2 separate regions of the Homo sapiens genome follow, and region 2 is linked to region 1. The links are chromatin contacts, found by Hi-C or POLR2A ChIA-PET in ENCODE. All regions are on one chromosome and are shown on one strand. Each heading gives the region's core, a stretch centred on a gene start or an enhancer-like site at or near the end of the contact. The rest is flanking DNA. Distances are from core to core; before and after follow the strand shown.

Region 1 (6,560 bases), core at 1,227-3,726:
TTTTTATTTATATATACTGTGTTGCCTCAACTATATTGCACCATTTAGTCTCAGGTCTCTGGGAAAGAGAGGATCTCACAACAGAAACATTTTTCCAGAAAAACCCTGAGAGGGGGCTGGCCTCTTTGAGGGCTTAAATGTCTCTGCGACGTCACAGAGGCATGCCAATTTCTGTCTTAGTCCATTCGGACTGCTCTAACAAAAATAGCACAGACTGGGTGGCTTAAACAGCAGGCACTCTTTTCTCACAGTTCTAGAGGCTGGAAGTCCAAGATCAAAGTGCCAGCAACAGGCCTTGGGAGGGCCTGCCTCCTGGTTCATAGATGGCCATCGTCTCCCTATGTCTTCACACGGTGGAAGGGGCAAGGAAGGCTTCCCCACACACCTGCCCTTTACTCTGCGGAGCCCAGCTTCCTACTGCAGTAAACTCTCACATGGCCAAGAAGGTAAAGGTCTGCTCAGGGCATTCACCTCCTTTCAGTGGTTCTCCACATTCAGCCCAGATAGACTCAGCCAACAGGAAACCCATTAACCAAAAGCTTGTGTTCTGTTTGGCCTCTTACACATCAAAGGGAACATAACAGTGAAAATTATAATAAGCAACAATGATCATCATCATTTCCAAGAGACAACATCAGTGCCAGCAGTTCCAATGAGACCCTGGGGTGTCAGTCACTGTATCTGCAAACAGAAAATGCAACTCACCTGCCTCTCCAGGCATCAAGAGTGCTCATAACGCTTAGAAAACTGTAAATAGCTTATAACTGCCAGTTGCTGCTATTGTTCATAAGTGCTTTGGGGTCACAGCTCTCGAAATAATGAGAAGGTGTGCTCTCGGCAATGAAATTAAACAGGCATTTCAGGGCAACCTCAGCTCAGATCCCTGGAGAAAAAAAGAACCTACAGCTTACCTCCAGAGGGGCACTGAGGATCATGTTTCACCCTGAGAGGGGGCTGGCCATGGAAGGAAATGACCTGAGGTCGGGGTGGGCCTCCATTCTGCGGGAGAGGGCAGGGAAGATGCTTGGCTGCTCTCACAAAGGAGCTTCTAGGATCTGCCTCTTTTTTTTCCTCACCTCCTCCTAAGGGAAAAAGTTGTTTTCCTTCCTGCGCCTCAGGGCAGAGCAGAAGTTGAAATGGACTACTTGTTCCTAATATTATTTACAGTTCAGCAAAGGACTTGGGGTCTCCAGCCTCAGGTCTAGAAACTCCTTCCACAGCCACACCCTGAAAAGGACTAGGTTAGCAGCAAAGCTGGGGCTCCTGAGATAGTATGCGATCTTCTGGTGGCGCTTTAAGCTTGTGGTATAAACTGAGGTGGTCTCAGGTCTCTGGGAAAGAGAGGATCTCACAACAGAAACATTTTTCCAGAAAAGGGCGCAGCTTTAGAGTTGCCTTAATAACATGGGATCTAGCGCCACCTAGTGCCTGCTGCGGAGCTTGACATGGGTCTTGCTCTGATAAGGTGGTTTTGGTTTTTTTGGAAATTGGCTTTAACCAAGAGAGAGACCGAAATGGAGAAACACGTTTTCTGCACACAGGGCTGTCCTCATGCCCACGATGAGGGACTGAGAGTTTGGTGGAAGAAGCTGAAAAGCTACAATCTTAATGTGTCACGGACGGGGGTGTTGGGTGAGGGGATGGGGGAGTCTTTCTCTTGGAAGGAAGCTGGGGTGACTCACAAGTAATATTTAGAGTCTTAGTCCCAGAAGATTGGCTTGGATTTGTCTGCATGAATATTTTTGCTCACACTAGAAAAAAAATACTGGTGCTATTTTATGACTTCTATGCTTTTCAAACTAGTTTCTCAGAGCTCTCCCAGAGCCAGCATAGGGGCTGCTTACAAAAAGCCCTTGGAAGCTGCTTCACTGTGGAATCCACTCCCGCTCCTTGCTACTGCCTACAGGACAAGCAGCCCTCCTTTTTTGTCCTGCCACTGTCTGGCTGCCCTCTAACCCTCTACTAATTAAAGCCACCATTTGCTATTTGTTTAACGTGATTCATTTCAACCTCAGAACAGCCAAGGCAGTGGATATTGGTAATCTCAACTGATCTTTAGGGAGGTTACAGGACTTACTCAAGATCTTTCAGCTCATAAGCAGAAGTGGGATTTGAACCCAGAGTTATTGAGCTCCAAAAAATTTGTTCATTTCACTACAGTACTCCATCTGCACTGCTAGGGGTAGTGGCTATTGCAGAGGATGCTACAATGTCCAGGAGGTTCCAGGAGGTTCTTGAGGAGACAAAGAACCTCTGAACTAGAGGACTTCTAGCTTGGAGGACACTTCCTGCTCTGGGCCTGTCCCTGTGACTCCAAGGCCTGGCTCGATGCTTGGTGTAAACACCTCCCTCCTCACAGCATCTGCCCTCCCTCAACACAGACATTTCCTCAGCCTACACTTCTCCACCCTTGGAAACCACCCCAGAGGAATAATGAGAGCAAAGAGCAGGGCAGGGAGTTGGCAACTCTGTAGAATGCCAGGAGAATCGTGGATTTGTCTGACTTCTGGGCTTTGGCCTCATCTGGTGGAAAACTGTGAAAATTCCCTACTGGCTCCTCCCTTTCCTTCCCTCCAGGCCCCTCCACCATTCTCCACCAAATAGACACACCTCCAGAAGAAGGTTAAGTAAGGCTACTCTCTGGATGCCTCTGAAACAAAGTGGTTTGCTTAAATGTACAGATTCAGAAATAAAGTTTAAATGGGGCAGCAGGCTGCAGTGGGACCCACACCCTGACCTCCATAAATGGATAAATGTTCAGGCTGCTGGAAGACCATGGAGGTGGTTTGGGGGTATCCGAGGAGCACAGAATTAAGAGACTGGGACTTCAGTCCCCATTCTGTCACTCCTCAGCTCAGTAATTTTGGGCAAAGTCACTTAACTACTGTGAGCATCAGTTTCTTCACTCAGAGAATGAGGACAATGATTCTCTTACCTGTAAGCTAACAGATGAACAAGCGCTCGGTAAAGCCCTGTAAGGGTGTGAGGTACCATACAATGAAGGAACTATGGGCATGCAGGATTTAGCTGAGAGTGCCTTTACTCACTTCGTCCTTTCCCTACCTCTCCCTCTTCCCCAAAAGGAGTCTGTCTCCTATAAAAGGGGTCTTAATACAGACTCACACACACGCACACAGGGTCTTCAGTTCTTGTGGGCTTTTCATTTTTTTTTTCAGAGTTAAATCATCTTGGAAAACAGCTTTTCCAATAAAGACCCAGTGGCCAGGACTGCTGGATGCACTTTCTTTAAAGGTGGCGGGAAACGCAGAAGCAGGAAGGTCCAGGACGGCATCCATCCTGTGCAAGGAGAAGGTCCTAAAAGGCTATTTCCTCTGCTACCAACTAAGAAAGATGGACGTTTGTAGCTGGGCACGGAGGCTAATCATCCGTAATAGTCTGGCAGTGCTAATGCATTCAGGGGAGAGCAATTAATGCCTGTTGGGGAACATCAGGACAGAGCTTAGAGTCTTGCAGCCTCTGGCAAAACCAGTTTGAAAACCTCAGGCTCCATTTCTAGTTTAGGGTGTCTCCACCTGGCTTGGCAAACTCTGTGCCTCTGCAAGAGGGAAGAAATAGCTTCCTAAGTGAGGCTTGGGAGGAACAAAGGCCTCATTAGGATCAATCACTTATTCCAAGTACACATTCCCAAGAATCTCTATTGATGATCTCAGATACAAATGAAGTAGTAATTAAGGATGTAATGCAAATGATCTTCAGCTTAGTAACTCTCTGTAATTGAAATTTACTAAATTAAGTCTGAGATTTTTGAAACTAGGCCTTTAAAAAAAAATTCCCCGGTTATAATTACCCCTTCTCCTCCCTCCTACCCACCCTTCAGTAATGTAATTAGTTTAAAATAAGATCCGTGGTAGGGCTGATGATGCGCTGCCTACTGAAATGCTGGCCTCCTATCAGCAATCCCCAGGGAGTGAAGAGAACAGGGGCTCGCATCAGTCAGAAAGGCCACTGTCGTGTTACCAAATATAGGACAAGGAAACCGGACACAGAGCTTGTGATACCGACTGTGCTGGGCGGGAGAGATTTCTCAGCTCTCCCTTCTGTTTCTTTCCCCTCTGCCCACAGACCTGGGATAAGCTATGGACCATTCAGAGAAAGAAGGGAATAGACTGGAGTAGGAGAGGAATTGGAATGTTTAGGGGGTGCTGAGAAGGCCCCTGACAGGAGAGACAGAGGGCTTGGGCAGATCAGAAACCTGGCTGTTTTCTCAGAGGCCAGAGTGCTAAATCTCCATCAGTAATAGCCCTGCGACTCGTCCAAATCCTGTCCTCTGCCACCTGATAGGACCACCCCTGGCCTTAGCTCATTTCTCCTGATATGCCCCAGCAGAGGGCAATGCCCGCTAAGCTCAGCCTGCCCAGAACCCAAGAGGAGCCGTGTGGGCAGAGAAGGGGCCCCAGCAGGCGCTCCAGCCTCCCCGTTCTTTTCCCCAGTTTGGTTTTTGTCCCAAAGTGGGACAAAGAAAGAGGATTGAACATTGTCCTGGGTATGTTTGATCTTCTAGAAGAGCATATTGGCCTATTTCATTTAATTCAGATGAAAAGACCAGCTTGTCTTTGAGATCACACTCTAATTTCATCAGAGCTGTCATGTGAGAACAGAAGAGAAGCTACCCACAGCCTTCCTCCTTCCCTTCCCCACTCCTCCCCTCGCTCACCCCCACCCTCCCAGCCCACGGCTTCCTGAAACTGTTAGATCAACACAGAAACACCTGAAGCCCATTGACCCTCACAAGGCAAAAGCCAAAGGCTGCCAGGGCCATCTTAAGATGCCGCACGAGAACAGCAGCTCCCTGGCAGGCAGCACAGACCTGAAAGAAAATGCGTTCTCCCACTGGCCCCCAGCCTTTGAAAACTGCGTGTGCGCACGCGCCTGCTTTCTGTCATCCATTCACATCACCACTGTTAGAAACTTCCATAAATGCTCAACTGAAGCGCTTCTGTCAGAGACAAGCAGCAGAGTTGTTTCTGGAGAGCACAGCAGGTGTATGTTCCATTCGCAAATCAGATGGAAAACACAGACAATAGCAATCTTGTCTCTGAATAAGCCCTTGCTTAAAAGTTGCCCTTAGCTAATGTGGGCACGTTGACTGTTGGATCTTGGTGCCCAGTGTAGGGCCTGGCACGTGGTAGGTGCTTGATAAATATTAGCTGAGTGAATAAATGAATGACTCACTCTTCTTCAAAAACTTTCAGGAGCTTCTCAGTGGTATGGAAAAATGACATGATTCTAAAATCTGGTATTGGGGATCCTGCAATCAGATGCCTGCCTGCCTTGCCCGCCTGGTCCCATGTTGCCAGGCTGGAGTGCACTGGGCCGATCTCGGCTCACTGCAACCTCTGCCTCCCGGGTTCAAGCGATTCCCCTGCCTCAGCCTCCTGAGTAGCTGGGACTACAGGCACATGCCACCACACTTGGCTAATTTTTTGTATTTTAGTAGAGATGGGGTTTCACCACGTTAGCCAGGATGGTCGCGATCTCCTGACCTTGTGATCCGCCCGCCTCGGCTTCCCAAAGAGCTGGGATTACAGGCGTGAGCCACCACGCCTGGCCAAGACTCTGCCTTTCTAACAAGTTCCCAGACGATGCTGATGGTGCTGGCCCAGGACCACATCTTGCGCATATCACTCACCCTGCATCCCACCAGCTGGTCAAGGTCCTGCTCAGATGCTACCGTTTTTGTCAACAAAACTGGGCACACTAGCAAAAAATGCACCCCCTCCCCGCCCACTCACCTCACTGCTACACCCCTCTGTGCCTGCCAAGACACTTTGTATCTGAGCTATTTGGCTGTGTCTCCCTGACCTCAGGGGCCTAAAGTTCTCATGCCTTTCCCCGTACCCCACAGAATCTCATTTAGTGCAGCCGGGGACACGCTACCAGCTGGGGCAGATTCCGTTCCATTCACTGGGACCTTAAAGAACTTCAGACTCCTTGATGCAGCACTCAGCCCTGGGGGTCCAAAGATGCATGACGCCCAGAGACTGCCCTTGAGATGAACATCTATTTTCTGGGTTATATTCACTGCTCACTGAGCCCACTCTGCTGTCCTTCCAGCTGCTGGCCTGGGGCATGACTGACCTGAGCAGACCACGGGATGTCCTCCCTGATCTAAACCAGTGGGAGGTTCCTCTCACTAATACACATCTCCAAGTTCTCAGCTTGCCTTGCTGTCTTTGAGACTCAGAAGGGAGGTGTTACTTTCGGTGGTAAGCCACAATATGTAACTCATAGAGGGCATGTAAGAGGCAGGTGAAAGATGTTTTGCAGCCTGTTTAAATGTCAGTGACTAAGACCCAGGGGTGCTCTGAGAACATTCTCACTTCTCAGTTGTGGGCACCTAAAAGGTTACTGTCCACCCAGTTCTCCTGCCACGTGGACTTACGGCATCACGGCCTCACATCCTCATGGGACCAATGGCAAATTATGGAACCTCAACTCAGGCTGCTTAAGTAAAATGGGAACTCTTTGCTCACCTCTGTGGCTTGGCCCAAGGTGACTCAGAATTGAAAAAGAAGCTATAGGAATCTGGGATTTAGGAA
Region 2 (6,560 bases), core at 3,007-5,506, 180 kb before region 1:
AAGATGTTTTGACTTGCTGGCCTGAGAATGCCCTTTTTCTTTTTCTTTTTTTTTTTTTTTTTTTTTTTGAGACGGAGTCTCGCTCTGTCGCCCAGGCTGGAGTGCAGTGGTGTGATCTCCGCTCACTGCTAGCTCCGCCTCCCGGGTTCACGCCATTCTCCTGCCGCAGCCTCCCGAGTAGCTGGGACTACAGGTGCCCACCACCACGCCTGGCTAATCTTTTGTGTTTTTAGTAGAGACGGGGTTTCACCGTGTTAGCCAGGATGGTCTCGATCTCCTAACCTCATGATCCGAGAATGCCCTTTTTCTTACTCCAGGGCATACTGGAGCAGGAAACACTCATCATATGGCACCATATCAGTTAAGGTCCTTGAGCGTAAATAAAGGTGGGATCCAGGAATATGGGATATTGATGTTAACCTGATCAAAATTAAACACATATGTTGGTAAGGTCCTGGAAACAATGAGTTTACAACAGTGCTGCTCAGACTTTAATGTCACTTGGGGATCTTGTTAAAATGCAGAGCCTGATTCAGTTGGTCTCGGGTGGGACCTAAGATTCTGCATTTCTAACAAGCACCCAGGTATTGGCAATGGTGCTGGTTTGAGGGCACACCCTTAAGAGCAAGAGGTTACATCAAGTAAAGGGCACTCTCCTACGTACTGAGAATTCTAAGAAGTCTAACACATAATCATTCCTGACAAGAAGCTCTGGGTCTAGCTGGGGAGCTAGGACACACACATAAAAAGACAAACAAGGGTCAGATAGTATCATAACATCCTACTTCTCTTTTTAAGGTGTAAGGATCATTACTGCTGACTTTGCCATCTCTTTCATCTTAGTATAAGGTGTTAACATGCACTAAGGGATCAAACCATACAAATCCAGAGACATTTAAGATTACATATGTGGGCCAGGTGTGGTGGCTCATGCCTGTAATTCCAGCAGTTTGGGAGGCTGAGGCGGGCGGATTACTTAAAGCCAGGAGTTCAAGACCAGCCTGGCCAATATGGCAAGACCCCATCTTTACAAAAATTAGCTAGGCATTGTGGCGCACACTTGTAATCCCGCTACTCGGGAGGCTCAAGCAGGAGATCACTTGAATCTGGGAGGTGGAGGTTGCAGTGAGCCAAGATTGCACCACACCACTATACTTCAGCCTGGGTGACAGAGTGAGACCCTGTCTTAAAAACAAACAAACAGTAACAAAAAAAGAAAAAATTACATATATGCATAGAACAATGGAGCCATTCATTTAAATTTTTCAGAGTTCATTATGCATTATAAGGAAGTTCTGAAAATATCTATGACAATAACCACCTTAAACAATTTCAGCACCTGTGCACACAGAGCAAATACAAGAATATTCATTATAGCTCTGTTTTTAACAGCAACATAGTGGAAATAATCCAGCTGTTCACCTGTAGGGAGATGGGTAAATAAAATGTGGTAACTCACACTTAACATAAATGAAATAGATCTGCATGAATAGACATAGATAAGTTTCAAAAATGTTGATTGAAAAAGAAAGCAAGTTCCTAAAAGATACACATAACATCAAAGTCTTGATTTAAATTTAAACATAAAACACTATGTATGCTATTTTACAGCATAAAAGCGTGCATGGGAAATATCATATACTAAACTTCAGGATAACAGAGATCTCTGGCAAGGGACTTAAGGGTTAGGAAACTGGTCTTATCTCTGGGAATAGAGATAAAGGGAAGGGTTAAAGTTGATTAATGGACGAGAATCGGGCTCCATGCCCTCCATCCTGCTGAGTATGGGTGGAAGAGAGATCTGTGATCCCACCCAACTCTGTCCTCCAGGTTGGGTGTTTGCCAAAGATGGATAGCCTCTATTTTCCCCGCGAGTGCTTTGTTTGGATCAGTGTTCCAGGTGACACAAGGCCCTTCCTCCCCTGTAGCTCCCAAAGGAGTTCCTGGAGTGGGCTGAGGCAAGGCTGAATTTTGGGTTGTACTAAGGTATAAAAGAGAACTGATTAAATCCATGCACTAAGGAACTCGAGGTGGCGGTTCTCAGCTCCTGGCTGGTGAGCCTTCTCCTTACTTTTTATCATGAGGTTCATATAAATAGCAAAGGCATGTTTTAAAATTCTGAATCTGACATATTTTTATCCCCACAAAAATCTATTTGTATTTTTTAGTTTTATATTACATAATTAAAAATAGAAATTAAATTATAAAAATGCAAAAAGCCAAGAAATGTATTTTCTCAGATAATAGATTATAATATAAAACAATACAAAAAAGGGAAAAATGTCTCCTACCCCAAATACACAATTCCACCTTCTCAGCCATTACCAATGTTAGCATCTTGATAACATAAAAATTCCTGTGGTGTATTTTTTTAAGGTATGAAATGGGTGTCTCCCTATGCTGTCCAGGCTAGAGTGCAGTGGCCAATCCCAGCTCACTGCAGCCTCAAACTCCTGGGCTCAAGGGATACTCCTACTTAGCCTGCCAAGTAGCTGGGATTACAGATGCACGCTACTGAGCCCAGCTACTTGTGTGTGCGTGTGTATTTATAGACTTTTTTTGCCTATATAAACATATATAAACATTTTTAACATTAAAAGTAAGTAATACTATTAATATTACTTCATGACTTGCTTTTTTTCTATTGGACAGATGTTAGGTATCTTTTTCCATGTAAGTACTATAAATGAAAACCGATTGAAGCCTCTTTAGTGGCTGTATTGTATTTAATTGAATGGAAATACCTAATTAATGTAACTAGTCTCCTATTGAGGCATATTTACGTGTCAATTTTAGATATAATAAATAGCATTGCAACATTTACACCAGTGCACGTTTGAGGATGTGTGCCGCCACTACCTAAAATGGAAATTACAAGATCAAAGGATGTGAATATTTTGGATGATCTACACTTGAAGTTCTTAAAACTAGGTGGAATAAATTGCCTTGTGACTGTCAGACTATAAAGTCAGTACACTATGGATTAAAGCAGAAATTCATGAAGCCATCCTCAAAAGAGTTGGAATAGATCTTAATATGATTAAAGACACAAACGTATCACACTGAGCGATATGTCACTCAGAAAAGGGTTCGTCAACAATGGAAGCATGAAAAACAGAGAGTAAGAGAAGCAAACACAGCATGACCTTGTCCAAGGAAGAGAAAAATGTGGCTCTCAACCATGTGATTAAACTGGTCTTTTTTATTATTATTATTATTATTATTATTATTTTACAGTGGAGAAGGAAGCATCAAACTTTTATAGCTTGACGACACTTCAACTGACTCTTCCCACACACTAAGCTACCTTCTGAAGATTATTCCTCTTACTCTCTGTTTTCCATGCTTCCATTGCTGATCAACCATTTTCTGAGTGATATATCGCTCAGTGTGGTATGTTTGTATGTTTAATCATATTAAGACCTATTCTGACTCTTTTGAGGATGGCTTCATGTATATCTGCTTTAACCCATAGTGTACTGATTTTATAGTCCGACACTCATAAGGCAATTTATTCCACCTAGTGTAAGTACAGTTCTATGGTAAGGAACAGTTAGAAGTGAACTATGTAGGGCTCCATGTATACACAGGTATATAGCTCCTAAATGTAATGTTGAGTGGAAAAGTTGCTAAAGGGTACACACACTATGATACTTTATATATAATGCCTGAAAACCTGCAATATCATTGATCACTCAGGGATATTTATGTATTTTATCAAAGCATGAAGACATACCTGAAAATGATAAACATAAAATTCAGGATGATGGTTTTCATTGGCAGTGGATCAAAGAGGGAAGTGTAATCACAGAAAGGTTACACAAGAGGCTTTATAAAGTTTTACATGTTTAGACTTGATGGTAGATACATGGATGTTCCTCGTATTACTCTCTGGGCCTTTTTGCTCTTTTGAATGTTTTCATAAAGAAAGAATAAACAATAAGAAGGTTTAGTCTGGCAGGAGCATAGGATGTGAGGCGGCCATTGGAAGAGGTATGGTAGAGCGGGGCAGGGTCAGCTCAGAAGGACCGTGCAGTAGCTTTGCACCTGAAGATCCCGAGAGGCCCCTGAGGAGGTTTAGCGGTGGTGTGGAGACTGTCTTGGAGGCGGGGTGACGAGTCAGATGGATGCTGCACGACTCAAGTGGGAGACAACAGTGAGTGGGCTACACTCGGAATACAGAAGAAAGGACAGAGTGAAACTGTCAGCTCATGTTGCCTCAGTGCTTCCTCCTTTCTTTCTCAGGCTCCTTTGCCAAGTGGCTTCTGGAGAACTTCCGCTAATGGGAGGCACTGTGAGAGGATGGAGCGGGGAACGAAGAAGCCTGGGTATTCCTTCCTCTCCCCATTTCTCTGCTTCCAGTGGCCTCTCCAACAGGGACTGTGCCTCCTTCACATCCACCTCCCGTGAGACAGCTCCTCTGCCGGTGCAGCCAGTTCTCACCAGGGAGCCCTGGCTTCTGGGCACGGGTAATAAGTTTGTCCCATCAGCCTAGAGCAGGTGACAACTTCCAATTGTTGCTGATGCCTGGGTCACATCATTGACCCCTGCTCTGCATCTCAGCTCTTCCAACACCCTGGTAGCTGGTTCTCTGTGTTAAATCTCCCGTTGATCTCTGTCTGGACCCTGACTGAGACATACACTTTTTGGATGCTTTATATTTTGTCTTCTGTGGGAAACAGAGGCATGGTGGCTAAATGAGCAGGGCTGTGGCCTCACAAGTACTAAGGCAGCTAGAGGCTACTAGAGGCACCTGAAGCTCTGACTGAGGTACTTTCTTCACAAATGGTGGAAACTCCTGAGAAGACATGGCTTCTTCCATGGATATCAATGACTGCCATCAGGCCAGCCAGGCAGACTCAGTCATCAATTGGGCCCACCATTAAAATCAGCTTTCCTGTTTGAGGAGACGCTAATTCTTCTTTGGAAGGACACAGCAGCAGTGGGGAATCAGGGTGAGGACTAAAGCTTTTACAAAGCAGTTACTTTTTATGATTGGTCTCTATCATTTATTTATTTTTGAGACAGAGTCTTACTCTGTCACTCACTGCACCTCTGCTTCCTGGGTTCATACGATTCTCCTGCCTCCTGAGTAGCTGGGATTACAGATGTGCCCGGCGAATTTCTGTATTTTTAGTAGAGATAGGGTTTTACCATGTTGGCCAGGCTGGTCTGGAACTCCTGACCTCAAGTGATCCGCCTGCCTTGGCCTCTCAAAGTGCTGGGATCACAGGCGTGAGCCACCACACCCGGCCTGATCTCTACTATTTTTAAAAATTATTTTTGTGGTTACAAATTAAAACACATTTATTTACGCCTTTTGGAAAATATAGAAAATATATTTAAATTAGAAACAACAACAGAACTCTCCAGGAGTTTATCTCCCCTTATGAAGGGAATCAGTTTACATTAAATGAAATCTGTGAAACAAATAACTCGGATCTAAAATATTTTGCTTATTCCATCTTCTGTTGTAAGTCATCTGTTTTTGCTTATAAGGAAGCTGAAGTGAGAACCTAATGAACTAAACAAAAAGCTTTTGACAGCTGACTATTGGAATGGGGTGAAGGTCTCGAATGAGGATAAACATGTGTGCTGATATCCATCAAGATACAGATTTCTCTGTTGTCATTAATTATGAAGGGATAAGGACACCATTGTTGTCAAATTGTTTTTCTGCAGGGCCTTATCCATGTAAAATGTAAACCTGTTACATCTGCATGAATTGAAAGGCTTGTGATAAAGGCTTAGCCAGTCATGAAAGGTAATTTTAGCAGATGGTAATGGCTCAAAAATTACCTCTTATTAGTCACATGAAGATATATACATATTAAGTTCAAAGCATTTTTCTTCTTCTTTCCCTCCTTTCCCTGAGTTTCTCTTCTTTAAGACCATACTATGTGACCTCTGGTGTTTTAGGCAGCAAACACCAGCTCAATTATTTTCCTTTTGCAGTGGCTTTAAAATAAAGTTCTTCTGACAGTTTATAAACCTAATATTCGATGAGAAGTTTTGTTTCTTCCACAGTGGCTAAAAAAAATATTCCAAGCTGAAAAACTGGCTTTAGAAAGTGGTGATCACACCAAAATACTCCCATGATTTTCAGGGTAGCCAGTAGGATGTCCCCGAAGTAGTTCCTCTCCCCACAGCACCTGCTCTCTCTGTCTCTCTTGCCCTTTCTTTTCCCTTCCTCATTCTTTCTTCCAAGCCTGCCTTCTCCCAGCCTCCCTGCACCTGAACTGGCTCTGGTTCTCCTACTCCTCCACGTCCACCGTTAGACTCACCCAGTGTGTATACTCAATCCAAACCAGCAAGGCAAGTAGCTCGGACCTTAGCCAAGTCAGACTACCTGTTTTTCTGCAGGCATACTCTTGGTGGGGGTGGGTCTCAGGACATCTATATAGTTTTTATTTTGTTTTATTTTATAAAAAATGGATTCATCTCTCTCCAGACATAGTGTTGGGAAAATTACTTGGGAAAAAAGAATGCTCATGGACATTTCCCCCTATTAATTCACGCAGTGCATTCCTCTTCTTTTTTATGGCTGCATAGTATTCCTT

Evidence for each region. A loop is a pair of places that touch in the nucleus more often than their neighbours do. ChIA-PET counts read pairs that join two places held with the same protein, here RNA polymerase II (POLR2A).
Region 2: a loop to region 1 is called in a map of astrocyte of the cerebellum, with 4 times the contacts of the local background. The contact joins two enhancer-like sites. A Hi-C loop is called at or near these places in 4 of 168 maps with a recorded cell type or tissue (CD14-positive monocyte, Jurkat, astrocyte of the cerebellum and 1 more) and 1 of 37 single-sample maps with no recorded cell type. POLR2A ChIA-PET finds 5 or more read pairs at or near these places in 4 of 52 experiments (K562, OCI-LY7, activated CD4-positive, alpha-beta T cell and 1 more).

The regions. Positions count from the first base shown.
Region 1 is chr2:64,325,911-64,332,470 of GRCh38, reverse strand. It overlaps LOC105374769 (a long non-coding RNA gene), which reads left to right. Exons shown (of 3, transcript NR_187908.1): 2 at 252-446; 3 at 1,804-1,990. Among named protein-coding and RNA genes, the nearest start is that of MIR4433A, 12 kb to the left of the region's middle. RefSeq lists enhancers at 4,433-4,592, 5,932-6,041. Within about 2 kb of position 2,476, at least 24 of the 41 ENCODE cell types and tissues checked have a DNase peak (open chromatin) inside an H3K27ac peak, as active enhancers do; they include CD14-positive monocyte, where a contact is called at or near this core.
Region 2 is chr2:64,502,792-64,509,351 of GRCh38, reverse strand. No RefSeq gene overlaps it. Among named protein-coding and RNA genes, the nearest start is that of AFTPH-DT, 18 kb to the left of the region's middle. Within about 2 kb of position 4,256, at least 2 of the 41 ENCODE cell types and tissues checked have a DNase peak (open chromatin) inside an H3K27ac peak, as active enhancers do; they include CD14-positive monocyte, where a contact is called at or near this core.